2 separate regions of the Homo sapiens genome follow, and region 1 is linked to region 2. The links are chromatin contacts, found by Hi-C or POLR2A ChIA-PET in ENCODE. All regions are on one chromosome and are shown on one strand. The core of a region is the stretch at or near the end of the contact, and the rest is flanking DNA. Distances in the headings are between cores, read along the strand shown.

Evidence for each region. A loop is a pair of places that touch in the nucleus more often than their neighbours do. ChIA-PET counts read pairs that join two places held with the same protein, here RNA polymerase II (POLR2A). Pooled maps may share reads with other maps.
Region 1: a map with no recorded cell type shows a loop between it and region 2 (4-fold over the local background). The contact joins the enhancer-like site here to the promoter of AHRR in region 2. A Hi-C loop is called at or near these places in 2 of 37 single-sample maps with no recorded cell type and 3 of 50 pooled maps. POLR2A ChIA-PET finds 5 or more read pairs at or near these places in 1 of 52 experiments (GM12878).

Annotation. Positions count from the first base shown.
Region 1 is chr5:1,490,739-1,496,550 of GRCh38, reverse strand. LPCAT1 (lysophosphatidylcholine acyltransferase 1) reads left to right here. Exons shown (of 14, transcript NM_024830.5): 3 at 1,637-1,851. LOC124901162 (a long non-coding RNA gene) reads right to left here. Exons shown (of 2, transcript XR_007059103.1): 1 at 3,878-5,812; 2 at 1,032-3,079. Among named protein-coding and RNA genes, the nearest start is that of MIR6075, 17 kb to the left of the region's middle. RefSeq lists an enhancer at 1,415-2,614. Within about 2 kb of position 1,635, at least 10 of the 41 ENCODE cell types and tissues checked have a DNase peak (open chromatin) inside an H3K27ac peak, as active enhancers do; they include GM12878, where a contact is called at or near this core.
Region 2 is chr5:317,280-322,963 of GRCh38, reverse strand. It overlaps AHRR (aryl hydrocarbon receptor repressor), which reads right to left and starts at 1,250. Exons shown (of 11, transcript NM_001377236.1): 1 at 1,145-1,250. The region is part of intron 3 of PDCD6-AHRR (PDCD6-AHRR readthrough (NMD candidate)); the gene reads right to left. RefSeq lists enhancers at 239-358, 447-1,014, 4,148-4,447 and silencers at 599-658, 669-1,048, 1,139-1,628, 1,779-2,038.

The sequences.
Region 1 (5,812 bases), core at 386-2,885, 1.2 Mb before region 2:
CGAGACTGGCTCCTGTGCCCGCCGCAGCCTCCTCTGCAGCCTCGCTTCTCCCTCCGCCGCTGCCTTGTTTCTTCCATCTTAGGCATCAATTGCTGTCTTTTGGCTTTTGTTTTTGTACTTTTTTTTTTTTTTTGTGGAAAATAACATGTGCACAGAAGAGTACATCTTTATTTTTTAGTTTAGTTTTCTTGAGATGGAGTCTCACTCTGTTGCCCAGGCTGGAGTGCAGTGGCGCAATCTCGGCTCACTGCAACCTCCGCCCCTTGGGTTCAAGCAGTTCTCCTGCCTCAGCCTCCTGAGTGGCTGGGATTACAGACGCCTGCCACCATGCCCAGCTAATTTTTGTATTTTTAGTAGAGACAGGGTTTCACCATGTTGGCCAGGCTGGTCTTGAGCTCCTGACCTCAAGTGATCCACCTGCCTTGGCCTCCCAAAGTGCTGTGATTACAGGCGTGAGCCACCATGCCTGGCCAGAAAAGTACATTTTTAAATATGCAGCTGAACAGGTGGTGAAGAAGTGCACACCTGTGTAATCCCCCCTCCTCTAGACAAGCAGCACCCTGGGTTGGTCCCCAGCATCTCCATGTGTAACTACACCATTGTTTATCATCGCATACACAAAGGCCATTCCAAGGTGGCCCCACGAGAGGAGGCTTTGTGCCCTCCTAGCAACCGCCTTGGCTCAGATCCATGGGGACCCCTGTCCTGGAAGTCTTCTGGGAGGATCATCTGTCCCAGGGCAATGTGAATCCAGTAAGGCTTCAGGCTCTTGTTTCTCTGTGCAGTAGTTTTACCCAGTGTGATGCGCCCACTTAACCCAGTGGCCGAGTGAGCCGTGGCTTCTCATGAGGCTGAATCATGTTCTCTGTGTGCCTGACCTGTGGCTTCTCACACACCGTGGCTGTCTGCTGCGTGTCAATTCCCTGAGGTGTGGAATAACAGCCTAATCTGTAGCCTCATATGAAAGAGAATACACACATTTAAAAGGCTAAATTTGTACCTATTTTAAAAAGAGATAAAGAGTACACAAATTCAGTTAACCTAGGCTGATTTTTACTTTATTTTCCAAATTTATTGGCCATCTAATTTCCTCCAGAAACAGCTCACTGTAATAACACAACGCCTGGTTGTGGGAACCCCGGGCTTCCTGTGGAGATGAGATGGGGAAGTTCGCACGCAGGTCTCAGCTTCCGCCCTCAGCTCTGAGCGCCCCCCCCCCCATATTGCGATATGCGTTTTAGGTGTTTTAATGTTTTTCCCATTTCAAAATGATAGGATGCTGATAAATAAGTTGCTAACATGAAGGTCCGGAGGTCTTCTGGCCTGGGACTTGTGCTGTCTGTGTTCCGGAGTCTCATGTTGTCTTAGCACTGCCTGCCGCGTGGCCCGTGACCACCACACAGGGCCCCGCGGCCTCCTTCGTAGGTGAGAGCGCAGCCAGCGAGGACACAGGCGGAGGCCAGGAAGGCGCGGCGTCTTTTCTTCCCTCAAGCAGATGTCCCAGCGGCGGCGACCACAGGAAGCCCGTGGCCTGGACTGCGCCCTGGAGGGCTCTCCCGTGGGACCGCCCCTGTGCCTCACACAGACTCCGAGACTGCGGACGTGTGCCCGCGTGACGCAGCGCCCTCTTTTGCAGGGTTGTGGACTTCCTGCTGAAGGCCATCATGCGCACCATGTGGTTCGCCGGCGGCTTCCACCGGGTGGCCGTGAAGGGGCGGCAGGCGCTGCCCACCGAGGCGGCCATCCTCACGCTCGCGCCTCACTCGTCCTACTTCGACGCCATCCCTGTGACCATGACGATGTCCTCCATCGTGATGAAGGCAGAGAGCAGAGACATCCCGATCTGGGGAAGTGAGTGAGACACCCCTGCTGGGAGTGAGGGACCCTGCCCTGCTGGGAGTGAGAGATCCCCCTGCTGCTGAGAATAAGAGATTCCCCTCCTGCTGGGAGTGAGGGTCCCCCCTCTGTTGGGAATGAGTGAGACCCCCTCTGTTGCTGGCAATGAGGGACTCCCTGCTGGTTTTTAGGGACCCCCCCTTCTGGGAATGAGAGATCCCTCCCTGCTAGGAATGAGGGACCCCCACTTGCTGGAAATGAGTGAGACCCTCCCTACCGGGAGTGAGGGACCCCCCCCCCACCACGCTGCTGGGAGTGATCGAGCCCCCACCGCCGGGCACATTGGCCTTGTGCCCCATTTTCTGTGTTGGGGTTTCCTGTGTAATTTTCGTTGTTGTAATTGTTATTTTTATTGCTACCTGAGTGCCCTCACTATCATAACAGGCTACAGTGCTTGCTCCAGGTCTGCTTGGCAAGGGTGGCTCACCTTTATCAGATGGCAGTTCTGGAAGTCTTTGGGAGCAGGTCGGCAGGGCTGCCCATGCACCGCGGCTGTGCCGTGAACCAGGGACCTGAGCACCTGGTGCTGCCATGACCCCTCCCCAAAGCCGGGGGCTCACTCCAGCAGAGATTCACCCTCTCGTCATCTGGGGACCAGATGTTCAAAATCAAGGCGTCTCTGGGCCGAAGGCCCTGTGCGGCCCCTTCCTGCCTCTTCCTCCTCTGGGGGCTGCGTCCCTCTGACTCTGCCTCAGTGGTCGACTGGCCTGGCTCCCTCCAAGTGTCTCCTCTATGAGTCTCTTATAAGGACCAGTCATTGGGTGATCCAGGATGCTCTCATCTTGAGATCCTTAACGAGTTACCTCTGTAAAAACCTTTTTCCAAATAAGGCCTCATTCACAGGTTCCAGGGTCAGCATGTGGACCCATCTTTGGGGGCCGCATCCCATGGACCCACTGCTCTGGGAGGACTGTAGGGAGCCCTGCGTGGCCCCTCACCCACCTGTGCGCAGCCCTGACCCACCAGAGCTCTGTCCTCGGTGCTCTTCAGGGCATCTGGGCCCGTTCTGTCCTCGTGCTTCCTTCACAGCCGCCATCAGCACAGCACAGCACGTTCTGGGGCACAGCGGGTCCTGGGTTGGCAGTGGGCGGTGCTGAGGGAAGGAGCTGCTGGGACGAGGGGCGTCGCCTATGGCCGGGGCCCTCACCTGGCCACTCCTGCCGGCTCTGTTTCCATGCAGCACCTAACGTTAGCATTCATATGACAGTTTTCTAGAAAATATCTGGGGGGACACATTCAGTATGGACTGGGTGGGGACACATTCTGTGGTGCTGACCACTGAGGGTGGTGGCCACAGCTGGGATAGGAAGGCTGGAAGTGGGGTGAGGAACCCTGGCATGGCCCATGGGGGATTGGGCCTGCAGCAGCCGGAAGGTGTCCAGACTGTGCCTGCAGCTGGGCAGTTGTGGGTGGCCTGAGTCTGCCTGGGTCAGGCTTGGAAATCGGGGATGGTCCTTGGTGGGACTGGAGGGCTCACTGCACTCGGCTGGCTGGGGAAGCCTGGAGGAGGCTGGACAGGCCGGCACTGGAGGCGAGACTGGACTGCAGGCACCATCCGAGTGATGGCCTTGGCTCTCACACGCAGGTTTCCCCGCTCTGCAAGCTCCACAGGCTCATGGGGCAGCCCCAGCTCCACTCAGCACCCTTTGCATCCTGTGGTTCTGGCATACCCAGGAAACCACATTTGCCCCCCCACTGTGGCAAAGGCCCATGGTCGTTCGTCATCTGCTCAGGGAGGGGGATTGTGGAGCTGTGTGCCCAGGCACCCTCGCAGCTGCAGGGGTCCTTGGACAGGGGGGCTGGCCCACCCAGAGTGAATCTGAGCGTTGGCCGGGCTCTCCCTGTGCCCTTGGTGCCTCCCTGTGGAGATCACCAACACGAAGGAGTGTTTGGTGCGGTGATGCTGGACGTTGTAGTCCTATCTTTCTAGAGGCCCGGGATTCCACCTCTTCCAGATCAACCCAGGTGACCCAGCACTGACCTTCATCTCGGCGCAGCAGGAAGAATGGCCACAGCCATGCTGCTGTGTGCAGGGCCCTCGTGGAGCCCTGCGTGTTTCTTGTCATTTCAGAGATAATCCACGGACCTGCGAGGGAGAGGATAGTGACAAGCTTATCAGAAATTTTCGTTAGAATTCAGACTTAGCAGGAACCACATTTTGCTCCCTGCTGTCCTGGCCTGAAAGGGCCATTGTCCTGGGGCGTGGCTGATGACTCCTCTACTGCGCACCTGGAGCACCCTCTGATTCGGGAGCTCAGAACCATCTCCCCAGGCTCCAGCTCAAAACCATCTCCCCAGGTCCCAGCTCAGAGACGTCTCCCCAGGCCCCAGCTCAGAGACGTCTCCCCAGGCCCCAGCTCAGAGACATCTCCCCAGGCCCCAGCTCAGAGACATCTCCCCAGGCTCCAGCTCAGAGACATCTCCCCTTGTCCCAGCTCAGAGATAATCTTCCCCCATCCCAGCTCAGAGACATCTCCCAGGTTTCCAGCTCAGAGACATCTCCCGTGGTCCCAGCTCAGAGATAATCTCCCCTGGTCCCAGCTCAGAGACATCTCCCTGGTTTCCAGCTCAGAGACATCTCCCATGGTCCCAGCTCAGAGACATCTCCCTGGTTTCCAGCTCAGAGACATCTCCCCTGGTCCCAGCTCAGAGACGTCTCCCAGGTTTCCAGCTCAGAGACATCTCCCCGGTCCCAGCTTGTGGTGACTTCTGGTTCCTTTCGTGGACCCTTTGACAGCTCACAACTTTGTTGAAGAGATGAATGTTGAAAATGTTCAAAATATTTTCATTTTTAGATGTATGAATACCAATGAAAGTGATCAACCAGGTAGATTTTTTCCTTTTCACATTCTTAGTTTCCTTTCAGTGACCTTCATATCCGCACCATCCATTTACAAACCTTGTCAAGGAAAGTTTGAGCCTCAAATGCCCAAAAGACGGCAGAACGCTGTCACCTTCTTGCTGGCAAAATGCGCCAGTCCCAGTGTGGCTGTGCACACGGCGTGGTGACACCCTTCCCTCCTCAGGGCTCCCGGGGAGGAGCTGCATCTCCTTGCTGTCCTCACTGCCCAGTTCTCAGCGTGAAAGGCACACCGGGCAACCCACATGAAGACGCACGGCCCAAGACTTCACTCAGAGTCCTCCCCCTGCACCCCCCACATTTACCCCCGGACCCATCTGAGTGTGAAACGCCCCCACGTCACTGTTCTGTTCTTTGCCGTTATAGACAACTTCTGAAATCTCTACTCTGTTCACAAAACAAACCAGCTGACAGGATTGCGAAGGTGGCAGGGTGGCATCTCCAGACCCCGTGTGCCCCGGGACGACCATGGGACGCTTTGGCCAAAACAGTGGGCACCGAAAGACCACGCAATCAGGGCCATTTCTTTGACGCGTGCGCCATCCTGCGAGACGACTCCGCCATTCTTCCCTTCCGATATCGTCCTTTTTAGCAGAGTTGGGAATAACCAATGAGCAAGGATGAAATAGTACTGGAATCGTGAAAAAGCAAAATGATTCAAGACATAGGAAAGACCACAGAGACCCAACAGACAACCACAGGATAGAAGGAATTTTCTTTTTTTGGCTTCAATTTTCTCGTTCTTGGAGGAGAGAACCTCCAAGAAAGAATAAAAGTCATGAAATGCTACTCCTTACAAGTAATAAAAACGCTAAGAAAAGAAACTGGAAACTGAACTGGGGTGGGGAGGTGGGGCTGACCTGCAGCAGCCTAGGAGCCCGTGGTGGGGTCAGAGACACCTTCAGTTGGCCTGGGGGGCGCCGAGTGTGGATCCTGCTCACCGTCCTCAAAAAGGAAGCTCCACTCAGGGATAGTTTCATTTTAAAGTCTTCAGAGTTTTCTCTTCTAAGAAGTATGTTTCCACGTTCAATCCTCTTGCATAAAGACAGGTGCCGT
Region 2 (5,684 bases), core at 1-2,500:
CTAAGAACCTTTCTCCCGTGGTAAAACTCGTGTCTGTTCATTTTAGAGAATACAGATAAGTAAGAAAACGAAAATAAAAGCCGTTCCCCAGGCGGTGGCGTCCCCCCCGTCGAAGCGGCTCCCCAGGCGGCGGCGTCCGCCGGGTCAGCATCCTACGTTCTCCAGTTCTTGTTACTCGTGGCTTTTCAGCGACTCTGGGGCCGCATCGAGCCCCGGCTTTGTGCGGGATGGGTATGGCACACTCGGCCCGAGTCCAAACGCCGCCAGTCACTTGCTCTGAGAGGCTGGATGAGCGACCTACCTTGATGTCCTCGTTCGTAAAATGGGTGACGGTTGCCAGGCCGGGGCGGCTGTGAGGCCCCGTGGGGGTGGCGTTTGGAGAACGCGCGCACACGCCCACCCTTCTGCAAGAACCCCGCAGACGAGAGCCTGTGCGCGCGCACAGGAGGCCCAGGGAGGAAGCCCCTCCCCGCCTGCCCTTGCCATCCCGGAGGCCACAGCCGGACAGGCCCGTGGGACAGGCCCGTGGGACGCTTCTGCACAAGGTCTCTGACCTCCGGCCTCGCAGAAGAGGTCAGAGGGTGGCCCCTGCCTGTCACGCGCCCATGGCGACCCCTCCCCAGAAGGGGTCCCAGCGTGGACTCCAGGCGCCACATCGCTCTCTCAGGGCATCCGGTCTGGGAATTCTGGCCGCTCAAAATAAGACTTCAGCGCTACTGGGTGCTACTGAAACCAAGCCTGAACATGGGCCTTTCCCGGGGGTGAGGCCCCCCGGACCTGGCGCCCTCGGCCCGACAGCGGGGCCCCGCTCCGCCGCCCGCACCCGCCCAGCCCCAGGGAGCGCGGCCCGCACGGAACGCCCGGGGAGTGAAGGCTCAGAACACTCTCGAGGGGACGCTGAGGACCACGAACCGTGGACGCGCCGCGGCTTCCCTCCGAGGTCCGAGTTTTAAGTGAGACCAGCCAGCCGCACCCCAGAGTGTCCGCCCCGTCCCGGGGCCGCCGGGCCTGGCGACGCGAGGATGCGGCGTGAGGAGGGTCCCGACGCCGGCGCCCGTCCCTCAGCCCCACACCCGGGAGCGCATCCCGTCTCCACCGCGGGCGGCACGCGGCGGGGGCCTGCGGGGGCGCCCAGGACACTTACCCAGGGCCTGCGGGGCGCGGAGGCTCAGGCACACCCGCGGGGCAGCGCGCCCTGGCCAGGAGCTGTGGCGGCGGGTGCCGGCGCTCGCATCCCGGGAACCCGCGGCGGCTCCAGGGACTGCCCCACCCCGGCACGCGAGCCGCCCGCCCCGCCCCGCAGCATCCAGGGCCGGGAGGCGGCAGAGGGCGCCCGCGGGTCCGGCTGTCTCGGGTCCGGCTGCCCCAGCTGCCCTGGCGAACCGGAGACGCCATCCGGTTCCCCTGGGGTCCGCCCTGCGCCCTTCGCGTCCCAGTGATCCCCCGGAGTCTCCGTGCCCCGAGGCGGGGGTCGCGCGCTGAGCCCCTCCAGGCCCTGCGTTCCCCCTGGGGTCTGTGTGCGCCCAGGGTCCCCCGGTTCTCCCTGCGCCCCCGTCCCCTCCCCAGCGCTCGCGGCCGGCTGTGCTGAGCTGCCGGCCCTAGAGCCGGGCGGTGTAGACCCGAACAGGTAAAGTGAGGAGAGCGTGTGCCCCCTCGCCTGCCCCATGAGGTCGTTTCGAAAATGTAAAAGGAGTCATGGTTTTTGGCGAATTATAGAGAATATTAAGATGCTTTTGGATCCTGAGCTTCCCAGGAAGCGGACGCGCGCCAGGCACGGCAGGGTCGTCCGTGCGACGTTCTTCGTCCTGGGCATTTCAGGGTCCCACGCGGCAGGTGTGCGGCCCTGGGTGCCCCTGCCCCGCCCACCCCGCCGGTCGGCACCCGGGACCGCGCGGCCGAGAGCAGGGTCCTGCCTGCAGGTCCTTAGGGCTCACCCCGCGCCCTCTGCGCGCCCGCCGGCCCCTCCGACCTCGGGCTGCGCCTTCTCCTTCCCCCTCCCGGTGGTCCTTGGCCCCCTCTAGTCCTCCGTCCGGGCGCGCAGGCCCTGGCTGAATTCCCTGTACCCTCAGGGGATCCCTGGGGACACCTCAGCCTGGCCTCGCACCCTGACGTCTCCACAGACCCTGGCCGGCTTCCACCCGTTCTCGCCCTCGCTGGGGCCGGCCATGGAGTCGGTGGTCCCTGGAGTCCGCTCCTCAGCATCCGCGGTCCTCATCCCAGCCGGGGGAACCGCGCCCTCTTCATCCCGCAAGGTCGGTTTTCAGCAACGCGGCCGAGGCTGTCACTGGCGCCCCCAGGTTCTCAGTCAAACCCCGTCTCCCTGACGCCCCCAACCCGCCCCGCGCCTCCTGCTGTTCTCTGAATAAGGCGTGCGGGCCTTGGGGCCTTTGCACTCGCTGTCTGCTGTCGGCTCAGGAAAAGTCTCTTTTCCAGACACAGCTCCCAAGGTGGGGTGGGCGCAGCTGAGAAGCCCACCCTGCCCCCAAGTGGCCACCGCCCCTCCCCGGGTGTAGCTCCTGCAGGGCAGCCCAGAATTGCTGAGTTCTGCCGCTCTGTCCCCAGGGGTCACCAAGTCGGCTCTGCTCACCTCTGGTTCCTGTCGAATAGCAGAGGCTCAAAAATGTGAGCTGAGTAAATGGGCTTTTTTGGGACAGAGTCTTGCTTTGTCACCCAGGCCTGAGAGCAGTGGTGCGATCTCAGTTCACTGCAGCCTCTGCCTCCAGGGCTCAAGCGATTCTCGTGCCTCAGCCTCCCAAGTAGCTGGGATTACAGTCGCGCGCCACCACACCTGGCTAATTTTTTTTTTTTTTTAAGTAGATAGTGGTTTTGCCATCTTGGCCAGGCTGGTCTCGAACTCCTGACCTCAGGTGATCCACCCACCTCGGCTTGCCAAAGTGTTGGGATTACAGGCATGAGCCACTATGCCACTGAGACAGCCAGGAGCCCTGGGTGCACACATTTATTTTTTGATATGGAACAATGTGCAACTATATTGCTGTATTTTTAAAAATCATTAGTTTTATCTTGATCCAATTTTTGTAAAGTGAATTATGCACAGAAAATGTGTAGCTGGATAACTCTGAGGTAACAGGTGAACTTTAATTTCTTTTTACTTTTTGAAAAGTCTACAATTCCTGTAAATTTTTGCAAGAAGCACATAGTACCTTTGTGATCTGTTAAAATAAGAACCTGTGGGTAGAATGTGATGGTGGTGAGCCGCAGTCCCCCTGCATGGGAAGACAGCACCCCCATGTCTCAGGGCAAGCACGGGTTCCCTTCCACCTACCCTGTCCCACCAGAACCAACTGGAATGAGACACTTTGTTACTCTATTTCCTGGGTACAGAAGGAAACTGCTCCTCCTTCCTTCCCACTGCCCTTGACCGGCACAGGCCATCCACGCCCACCTGTCCCCTGTGCTTGTCCCCAAAGTCTCAGGTCTCTGCAGGACCTGGGGCAGCCAGTGGGACTGTGCAGAAAAAGGATGACCCTGCCGTGGGAGCCACTGCCCCTAAAGTCTCAGGGTTTAGCAGGCAGAGCCCCACGTGGAGTCCTGGAGTCTCTGGGCACCCCACCAGCACAATGGGGGATCCCTGAGCCACCTCCCGTTCAGACGGGCTATTGGGCGTGCCTCCCTCCCCACCACGAAGGTCCAGATGCAGCTGACACCCCCAGTCACAGAGTCTCCTTTCTGCCTCTGTGCTGGGGACCCTGTTCAGGAGGTCTCCTCCCTCCAGTCCGGACTTGCTGTCCCCAGTGTCATTGAACCCTCTGGCTCCCACCCACACTCCCAGCAGCTGGAGACACACCCCTTTCTCCTGGGCCACTGGTCCTCTCGGGACTCTGAACCAGAGGCGCTAACACCTGGCAGGGATGGCAGCTGGGGCAGGACTGGAAGCCTCCGAGGACCCACCCCCAGCTCCGGGTACCCCCACACTGGAGTCTGGTGCGGTGGGTCCCCAGAGCCATATGAGCTGGACTTGGCCTCCAGTGGACCGCCACATGGCAGGTGCCCACGGCCGGCTGCAGCGCCAGGCCCCTCCCAAACAGGCCCAAGTTGGCTTCACAGAAGTGTGGGGGCAAAGCTGCTCTTCATGGGCCTCCAGGAGTGGTGACTGTGACTGCCCCCTCCTGTCCTCTCCTGGCCACACCTTTGCCTCCCACAGGCAGGCCAGGTCAGGAGCCCCCAGGGCCCTGACCTCAGAGGCAGACAGGGGTGTGCTGACCCCTCGGGCCAGGCCAGGACCCCGCACAGGCGCCTGCGGCTCTCTGGCTCTCTGATGGCGGCTGGGTTTCCCGGGTTCCCCGGGTTCCCCATGACTGCTGTGTCTCCAGCGTTGATGCCTCACAGGGAGCCGCTTGGGCAGCCCTGGTCACGCCTGGGTTCCCTCTCTCTCCCACACCAGTTTCTCCCTGGTCACGCCTGGGTTCCCTCTCCCACACCAGTTTCTCCTGTAGCACAGAGAAGGACCTGGGGAATTTTGTCTTTTGTTAAAAACCACAAGGGAGCTCCCTGCTGGGCACAGTCACGGTGGCGCCCGTCAGAGCTGCTTCCAGGGTGCATTCCATCATTCCAAGTTCACTGTGCTGGAGTCAGCTCTCTGCTTGCCGCAGGGTGAGGGGGGGAGGTGGAGGGTGAGGGGGGAGGTGAAGGATTGGGGGAGGTGCAGGGTTGGGGGGAGATGCAGGGTGGGGGGAGGTAAAGGATGGGGGGAGGTGCAGGGTTGGGGGGAGATGCAGGGTGGGGGGAAATAAAGGATGGGGGGAGGTGCAGGGTTGGGGGGAGATGCAGGGTGGGAGGGAGGTAAAAGATGGGGAGAGGTGCAGGGTAAGGGTGGGAGGTGCAGGGTGCGGGGGGGAGGTGGAGGGTGAGGGGGGAGATGAAGGGAGGGGGGAGGTGAAGGATTGGGGGAGGGAAAGGATGGGGGGAGGTGCCAGGTGAGGAGGGAGGTGAAGGATGTGGGGAGGTGCAGGGTTGGGGGGAGATGCAGGGTTGGGAGTAGGTGGAGGGTGAAGGGGGGAGGTACAGGATGGGGGGAGGTGCAGGGTGAGGGGCAGGTGCAAGGTGAGAGGGGAGTTGAAGGGTTGTTGGGGGAGGTGCAGGGTTGTGGCGGGGAGGTGCAGGGTGGCTGTTGGGGGAGGTGCAGGGTTGTCCGGGGAGGTGTAGGGTTGTGGGGGGAGATCAGGGTAGGGAGGGTGGGGAGGCATGGGCCAGGGGCCCCAGGTGAGGGTGTACGGCGTGCACCTGCACCTCCATGTCTGCACTGATGACTGAGGACCCAGAGCGGGGGGAAGGAGAGGCCCCCAGAGATGGCTGTGCCCCCATGTCCTGCTGTCTTGGGTCTTGGGACCGGGGTCGTGACGCTGAGGGTCCCTGGTGGGTGGTCGTGGCCGCTGGCCTGGCCTGGCCTCCGCGACCCAGCCTCACCACACTGGGCCTGCGCCAGGCACCTGGTCAGCTGTCCACCCCCTCCACCCCCAAACCCAGGCTCTGAAGGGTCACAGGGCACAGCCTGCCTGACAAGGGAGAGCTGAAAGGGCGAAGGCCCGTCTCTCTGTAGTCTTCTCTCTGCGGCTATAAATCCCATGGCTGTGTCGGGCAGGTCCTCCCGGTCAGTCAGCAGCTCCCGAGAGCTCCGTGGTGCAGCCGCACTGCCCCCACGTGGCCCAGGCTGTGTGCAGCTG